Regions from separate parts of the Homo sapiens genome. Here all the other regions are linked to region 2. Evidence: chromatin contacts called from ENCODE Hi-C or POLR2A ChIA-PET data. All regions are on one chromosome and are shown on one strand. Each heading gives the region's core, a stretch centred on a gene start or an enhancer-like site at or near the end of the contact. The rest is flanking DNA. Distances are from core to core; before and after follow the strand shown. Region 1 holds the start of NDUFB4 (NADH:ubiquinone oxidoreductase subunit B4). Region 2 holds the start of POLQ (DNA polymerase theta). Region 3 overlaps PARP9 (poly(ADP-ribose) polymerase family member 9).

What was found. Hi-C counts contacts between places; a loop is a spot of excess contacts on that map. ChIA-PET counts read pairs that join two places held with the same protein, here RNA polymerase II (POLR2A). Pooled maps may share reads with other maps.
Region 1: a loop to region 2 is called in a map of B cell, with 6 times the contacts of the local background. The contact joins the promoter of NDUFB4 here to the promoter of POLQ in region 2. A Hi-C loop is called at or near these places in 3 of 168 maps with a recorded cell type or tissue (B cell, CD4-positive, alpha-beta T cell and CD8-positive, alpha-beta T cell) and 8 of 50 pooled maps. POLR2A ChIA-PET finds 5 or more read pairs at or near these places in 1 of 52 experiments (MCF 10A).
Region 3: a loop to region 2 is called in a map of GM12878, with 2.5 times the contacts of the local background. The contact joins the enhancer-like site here to the promoter of POLQ in region 2. A Hi-C loop is called at or near these places in 1 of 168 maps with a recorded cell type or tissue (GM12878), 4 of 37 single-sample maps with no recorded cell type and 9 of 50 pooled maps. POLR2A ChIA-PET finds 5 or more read pairs at or near these places in 2 of 52 experiments (GM12878 and activated CD4-positive, alpha-beta T cell).

Annotation. Positions count from the first base shown.
Region 1 is chr3:120,594,886-120,597,585 of GRCh38, reverse strand. NDUFB4 (NADH:ubiquinone oxidoreductase subunit B4) reads right to left here and starts at 1,250. Exons shown (of 3, transcript NM_004547.6): 1 at 1,047-1,250. The coding sequence starts at 1,226. RefSeq lists an enhancer at 840-1,179.
Region 2 is chr3:121,544,549-121,547,248 of GRCh38, reverse strand. It overlaps POLQ (DNA polymerase theta), which reads left to right and starts at 1,261. Exons shown (of 30, transcript NM_199420.4): 1 at 1,261-1,534; 2 at 2,343-2,522. The coding sequence starts at 1,372. RefSeq lists enhancers at 1,113-1,407, 1,299-1,528.
Region 3 is chr3:122,532,727-122,535,426 of GRCh38, reverse strand. All of the region lies in intron 10 of PARP9 (poly(ADP-ribose) polymerase family member 9), which reads left to right. All of the region lies in intron 4 of LOC105374071 (a long non-coding RNA gene), which reads right to left. Among named protein-coding and RNA genes, the nearest start is that of KPNA1, 19 kb to the right of the region's middle. RefSeq lists a silencer at 1,251-1,545. Within about 2 kb of position 1,391, at least 2 of the 41 ENCODE cell types and tissues checked have a DNase peak (open chromatin) inside an H3K27ac peak, as active enhancers do.

The DNA of each region.
Region 1 (2,700 bases), core at 1-2,500, 950 kb after region 2:
GATATGTAAATAGTACTCAAAAAGAGTTTTAGCACAGTGCCTGGCACATTGTAACTTTCATTCAATCCTCATAACTTCCAAAAATTCCAAAACACCAATGCAACGTGTGGGAAAAGTCCAGTCCTGTTCTGTTAACATCATATTTAACCTACTTAGTTCCTGTATAGAAAACTACCTAATGAAAGCACACCTGTTAATTACCAGTTTACTGGGCATATATTATGTGCTGCGAATGTTACACAGACTGTCTTATTTAACCTCATAATGCACATCATTTATATACGAAACCAGGAAACTATAATTCAGAGGAGTTGAAGTTGCCCAAGGTAACAGAGTTAGCCAATGAGTAGTGCTTTGGGTTCTGACTCCAAAGCCTAGAACTTCAGCAAGCTTCAGGGTCTTTAAAAGATGCAGGTTGAAGGAATCACTGTATTCCCATCAGGAGAGAGCAGTATCCCTATGAGCTGTGAACTGAAAGGTAAACACCAGCTCTTTAAAATTATATATATATATAAAATATATATGCATATATATAGAATATAATATATATGCATATATATAAAATATATATGCATATATATAGAATATAATATATATGCATATATATAGAATATATATATAATATAATATATATATGCATATATATAGAAACATTTTCTGAACACGCCTTACGAACGAGGCACTGTGCTAGGACAGTCACATACTCTATCTCATTTAATCCTAACAGCCTGATAAAAGAGTAAGCACTATATTACGCCCATTTTGCAGACAGAAAATCGAGGATAAGCAGAGTGAATAACGTTCTTAAGGTCACGCAGGCAGGAAGTGATCAAGCCAGGATTCAAACCCAGCCAGGTCTGAGTCCAGAGCCGGTCCTCTCGAGGGCCAAGCTCTGGCAAAGGTAAAAGGGTAGTGAGTTGGCTAGGCCTGGAAGAGGACCTGCGTCTGAGATACTGATCGGGAGCGGTGGCCGACCCTTTGCGTGGTCTCTCTCGGTCTCTCCCAGGACTCGGGCCCTATTCCCGCCTGGGAGGCCCCACACTCACGATGAGCCCTCGGCGGTTGGGATCGTTGTACTGAAGCAGGTACTCTCGTTTCAGCTGGGCTCTTATGGCCAACCGCTCGGCTTGCGCCCGCCGGGTTTCCGGAGATATGTTGTATTCGGCTGGGTCGAGGGTCTCAGGCAGAGTGCGCAGGCTCGACGGCTTATACTTTGGGAACGACATCTTGGCGAACCAGGGCACAATTGCGCCTGCGCGATTCTGAGGCCCTTTGTCTATGCTGACCTTCAGCTTCAGGAAGTGCGCCTGCGCGTTAGCAGAGGTTGGGGATGTCGTTAACAAGGAGCTCCGCCTCTTTCTCCTACCTTCCCGAACACGGCGCGTTCGCTCGGTGATATGCGCATGCGCGAAGTGCTCTTCTCGCAGTGCGCCCTGCCCCACCGCCGCTCCCCACCTACTCATCTGTCACCGCGCTGCTTCTTCCTAGCAGCCTTGTCTCTACTGACATAACCAGGGCTTATTATGTAAAGTTGAGCTGTGTGGGACTGGCTGTGGAGTCAGAAGTCCGGGTTTTCATTGTGGGTCTAACCGTGCTGTGTCACCTTGGATAAGTCACTTAAAGTCTCTGAGTTTCCTTTTCCTTATCCTGGAGATAATGACTCCTGTCCACCTAGCAAAGTTGTTGTGAGGATTAAATAAGCTAACAAATAGATCACAAAGTGCTTTGCAAAACAGAATTCCCTACCCAAGAAGAAGAGAATAAGCTTTTCTGTACTTTACCATGCTAGATTCATACAACATTAAGTGTAAGCTTATTTTTCACAGGTACGAAATAATGATTAATAGGAAAAATGATGTTATAAGAGAAATGTTGCCTGACTGACTATAGAAGGTCAGGAAGAAAATGAGATACTGAATAAAGCTCATGAGAAAACATCTTAGTTAAAATACTAAAACCTCTTGCCTAAAATCCTTAGCACTCTTCAGATGCAAAGAATTAAAAACATCCTTACAGGTATGAAAATACTCATAGGGGCATGTATCTTATTGTAAAAGACGATCTGGGGCGAAAACTGAAGTAATCAGAAACAAAACCTTCTCTGTCCCTACTGTCCTTCCTTCTCCCCAGTTACCAAGGAGAAAAACAACTTCAAGTTTCACAGCAGGGTCTTTGGGTTCCCCTTCTCCTCAGGGGAAAAAATGTAAACAATATTTCCATAACTCGGGCAAAGAAGGATGGATCAAAAGAGAGCCCCAGCTTGGCTGAAACGTCTGGGGGCGCGTAGGTATGTTGGGAAATGGTTGCTAGAAAAGGGACCTAGAAAGTGTTGGCATTTGAAATGATGAGAAGCAGCACTGCTGTCAAATTTATTCAACATTTTAATACTGTTTTAAAATATTTATTAAGCACCCACCGCGTGAAGCACACAGCACACTAGTCAGTGTTAAGTCAATCTTCTAGGCTCAGTGGGGGAAATCCAGACAAAATGGAAGATGGGGTGTTTGCCTTTCGGGAGCTGACAATCAGGCAGTACAGAAAGAATAGGCAGAAATGGTAATATTTCAAAGTAGTCTAATGTCCAGATGAATATAGAGCAAAATGGACTCATGAGGATTCAGGCTGAGAGAATGTAGAAAAAATGAACACAAGACGAGTTACTCAGACTCGATTTTAAAGGAGAAAAAAAAAGGAAATTCT
Region 2 (2,700 bases), core at 12-2,511:
CGGCTAATTTTTTGTATTTTTGTAGAGACGGGGTTTCACCATGTTGGCCAGGCTGGTCTAGAGCTCCTGACCTCAGGTGATGCACTCATCTCGGCCTCCCAAAGTGCTGGGATTACAGGCGTGAGCCACCACGGCCGGCGAGATCTCTTTTATTTCTTTAATAGTACTCTTCATTTCTGCCCAAGCATATGGCACACTTCATTAACTGACTTGTTTAATGTCTGCCTTATTCTCTAGACTCTTTCTCTTTGAGAGCAGGAACCATTTTATGCCATTTCACTGCCATTTACCCAGTGGCTAGCTTACAGTAGATACTCAGTAAATAGTTGTTGATTGCGTAAAAGGCCAAGAGAAAAATGTTTCATTCACGGAGTAATGTCGCCATCTCGTGGAACTTTAGAATATTGTCATTTAAATCAAAAAAATGTTTTCACGGAAGGAATTGATGGTTCGAATGCTATTTTCCAGATTGTATTCGAGTGTTTTTTTTTTTTTTAATTGGACTGGACCTTTTGAGATTTTTAGTGCTCTAGAACTGCACAGCCTCTTCAGGTCAGGCTTAGGGCCTACTAGTTTTGCTTGGTGAAATGAATTATGCAACTAGGTAATGAATGGTCACCGTTTTACGTTCAGAACTCGTTCGCTTCTACCTTTACAAAAGGGACAACACAGATGCATTACTAAGCTCTTGGCTCATAACGATCCCTGGGGTATATTCAGAGCCCCTTCCTCGCGGCGTTCATATAGTGTCTCAGGGGTCTGTCAGCCAGCAATCCCCAATTCCTCATTACATATTCCTCACAATGCATGCTGGCTAAAATGGAAATTGTGTTCAGAAATAGCCCTGCCCTACCATCATATACTAGGAGAAAGGAGGAAATTATGCTCTATTAGAAACCCTAGGCTATCTTGCATAATGCTTCTCAATCTGAAATAATTTTTTACAGAATACCAATACGTTAAGAAGAGCTACTTCCCTGATCTACCTATTATGGGCAGCCCATTTTATGAAGTTAGCATGGCCTTCCTATTCAAACCAGAAATGGACAAAAGGAGAAGGAAGGCTTTTAGGTCAGTATGGTTATAACTGTAGATTCTGTATTCTTCCTCTTTAATCTATCTCTCATATTAACCAACCAGGAGGTTGGAGGCCGGAAGTCTTAGACGCCAGCGAGAGCCGCTCCTTCCCCACGAGTCTATGGCTTTCGGGTTACTTAAGCCACGGAGAACTCTATGGTTCCGGGGCGGGCCGGGAGGTTTGAGTTTGAAGACTGGCGGGAAGATGTCCGCAGCTGTTGCCAGGCCAGGGTTCTCCCGAGAGGGAGGACGCTGGGACTGTGGCTTGCCCTGATCGGCCGAGAAGAGTTTGCCATGAATCTTCTGCGTCGGAGTGGGAAACGGCGGCGTTCAGAATCAGGCTCAGATTCGTTCTCGGGAAGCGGCGGTGACAGCAGTGCCAGCCCCCAGTTCCTCTCCGGGTCCGTGCTGAGCCCGCCGCCCGGCCTTGGTCGCTGCCTGAAGGCCGCAGCTGCAGGTGCTCCAGGAACCCGGGAGGCCGCGGGCAACGGGGGCAGCTCCGCCGGGCCATGGGTCGGGAGGTGTCCTCACCCCACGGGACTTGCTTCGTTGCATACCCCATTGGGCTTCTACTCCCCTTCTCTGTGACTGGGGCCTGGTGTGGCAGGTCACTTTCTGTTCAGACATACGCGTGTTTTCAGTGATCGCCTGGTATTAATGTTCACGTGGCTTCTGGATCTTTCGACCTTTAGAGAAACAACTTCCTAGTTAGCTTCATCCCATCATCTGTTGGGCGGCTCGTTCCTGGTAGTACCCAGTACTCCTTACAGACCCTTAAGACAGGATTGTTGGGCCTGGAGTACGGCACAGGCTGTTCGGCGTCCAGGGGAAGGCTGGAAGGGATTCGTAATGAGATTGGTTGGGTGTCCCGTGGATGTCGACCCAGTTTTTTAAAATCGTTAGTTGTGCAGTCGTCATGGAACTAAAACTTACTATAAATAGAAACTCACCTAACTTAGCTTTGTAATGCTTGCATATTGCCCTCCTCCCCCAACTACACCCGTAATTCCAACACTCTTTATCTACTGTGTATTGCACGCTTTTTTGTTCGTTTGAGGCTTTTAAGGAATTTTTATTATATGCAGTAAATAACAATTTATTACTTTTCTATACATGGTCAATTTCTCATAAGATTCTTGAAGTCAGGATGTGCTTTAAAGAGCTTCATTTCAACACATAGGAATTCCAACACACGGTGAAGGGCTAACTGTAAAACTCATATATTAGAAGTAAATTAAATTTTAATTTTTTCTTTTTCCTAAAAGGAGAATGCAAGCCTACAGTTCCTGACTACGAAAGAGACAAGCTACTATTGGCAAACTGGGGACTTCCTAAAGCAGTTCTGGAAAAATACCACAGTTTTGGTGTAAAAAAGATGTTTGAATGGCAGGCAGAGTGCCTTTTGCTTGGACAAGTCCTGGAAGGAAAGAATTTAGTTTATTCAGGTATCCAAATTTATGTAAACTAATTACTATTTTTAAGATATGAATGTAAAGAATACTCTATTGAGGTAGTTGTGGTTCGTTTAAAAGGTGAATGAGGCAGTGCTTTATAACTAGAGAAAATCGTACAATATGTGTGAAAAGTGGAGTTTTATTTATATTTAAATTACAAAAGTTTTAT
Region 3 (2,700 bases), core at 142-2,641, 990 kb before region 2:
CTTTCAACATATGTAGCATGATCCTTGCTGAGGAGTCAATTCCAATAGACTTGGTTTCTAGGATGCAAAGGCTCTAGAAATCATCTTTTCTTTGTTCTGGAGAGAACATAGGCAAAACTTGGGGTAAATGTTGAACATAGACAATTACTGGGGATAAAAATAGAGAAATGAATCCCTACCAAGAAGCCTTTTGGGGCAATCAGGAAAGTGATGATCAGTATAGTCCCTTCATTAGCAAAGTCTTAAAAAATCTATAATTTCCATTTGCTCCTAAAGCTGGCTTCTCTGCAATCCCCACCCACTACTTCTACTTAAATTACTTTCATTAAGATCATCGCTGTGCTCTTACTTTCCAAATCTAGTGAGTATTCTCTTTTCAGTCCTGTGACAGACTCTGCTACTTGCCTACCCAACATCTATACACATCTTTCTTACTAAAACATCTAAGACACCCACTATCCTCCCAAGGAATATGGTCCCAAGGTCTTAGCCAGACTCATCATCAGCTCAAGTTCAGGCAGTTCTCTCTTTATTTATTTATTTATTTTTCTGAGACGGAGTCTTGCTCTGTCACTCAGGCTGGAGTGCAGTGGCACCATCTTGGCTCACTGCAACCTCCGCCTCCGAGATTCAAACAGTTCTCCTGCCTCAGCCTCCCAGGTAGCTGGGATTACAGGCATGTGCCACCACGTGCAGTTAATTTTTGTATTTTTTTTAGTAGAGACGAGGTTTCATCATGTTGGCCAGGCTGATCTCCAGCTACTCGTGATCCGTCCACCTCAGCCTCCCAAAGTGTTGGGCTTACAGGTATGAGCCACCATGCCCAGCAGGCAGTTCTCTCTTAAAGCTTAAAGGCAAGATACTGCCCCCAACATACTCATTATATAGTGATATAAAAAGGAGCGGGAAAACTGCAATGAAAACTCTCATGTTGAAAGGGGAGAAGCAAAACACACAACAGCCACTGGCTCACACCACTTATCTACATGCTGCCGAACAGGTATAGAGAGGACTCCCTATTCCATGTTGTAAAACCTTTATTTTGCACTCTGGGAAAATCTTCCTTATATATTGTGGCCCTTGGCTATTTCCAGGTTCATTGCCTATCAGGGAGCCATGGATTTTCTCACAGGCTAGAATGTGCTCAGGCTGTTGCAACCAGGCTTGTGGTTTCTTCAGCAATACAGTTCCTTTAAAAATTCAGTGGGCACGAGGCCTAATTTCTTCTGGTTAAGTTTATGTCTTTATAACCTAACCACAGATCTTGTCTCCATATAGTCTTTCAACTCAAGATTTTGGTCTCTTACCTGCTGTCTGTGTGCTCTGCCCTTCTCCCTATCCCTTAGCTTAACAGCCACTGCCTTGAGGCAATTCAGACATGACTCATAATGTGACCTGCACCAATTGACTCATCTCTGTAGGCTAGAGAGAACTCTTAACAGAAGGTGCCAGACAAGCCCAGGAGACACCAATCTTGCTACCACTGAAGCTGTTGTTATTTGGAGTACAAAAGCTCTTAGCTTTTTCAGCCGTGCAATATTCCAAATTATAGGACTCTCAGTCAATTTAGATGGCCACCCACAGGCAAAGGAGACAGAACTTCTGTTAACAAACCTTTATTTTCTTTTTTCTATTTATGTTTGCATTCCAACCAGTTCTGAATAAATCTCTTGCTTGTAGGACTTGGTTGAGTGCAGCAAGAAGGCATCTACACATGCAGTTTCTTACTGGGTTGATTCATTTGTTCCACAGGTATTTATTAAGCACATTCTATGAATCAGGCCCTGTGCTAGGGGTACTAGAAATAGAGTGTAAATAAAAAACCATAGAGTTCTTGCCCTTACAATTTATAATCTCACGAGTTCACCTGTTGCCCATTCTTTATCTTCTCTCTTTTTTCCTCTACGATGTCCCCCTTGGTGATGGCACCTGTTCCCATGGCCTCAACTCCTACCTCAATGATGACGACTTAGGAATTTCTAACTCTTAACTCCCTACCTCTCTCCTGACCTGCAGGTTCATATGTCTCACTCTCTTTTTGACATCTTTACCCAGATGTCCCATAGGTAACTCAAATTGATCCCTTTTCTTGGTCATGATTTTCCCTAAGAAATATGCCCTTTGTTTGCTGATTCTCCCTAACCTGGTTAGTATCATCACCATCTACCTACCAGGTTTCCTAAGGCTGAAACATTATCATCCTCCATTCCTCCTTTTCCCTCACCCTTATACCCAGGCATTCACCCAGTCCTAGTGATTCACTCTCATGAAGATCTCAGCCCAGTTTCACCTCTCTATTCCTACTGCCTTAGTTAATCTTCCTTCAGACCTAGACTATTACTAGGTCCTCTCCTTGCCACAAAACACACCCCTACCTAATCTATCCTTTACCACCAGAATTATCACGCTAAAAATTACATTCTTGCTTAATATCTGTATTCCCAGTTGCCTACGGGATAAAAGCCCAAACTCCTTAGCAGAGAATATAAGGCCCTAGCTCCCACATTATTTCAGCAGTCATCACCCACTATGTTCCTCAAGACTGCAGCCATTAACTTTTTAGAGTTCCCTAAACATGCTGTTTACTTTCATGCCTCTATCCCGTTGTCTGTGGAATGACTTCCCTCCTTGCCCTTTTCAGTGCTACAAACCCCTATTCTTTAAGACATAGTACAAATGGCATCTCCTGGTTGGCATCTT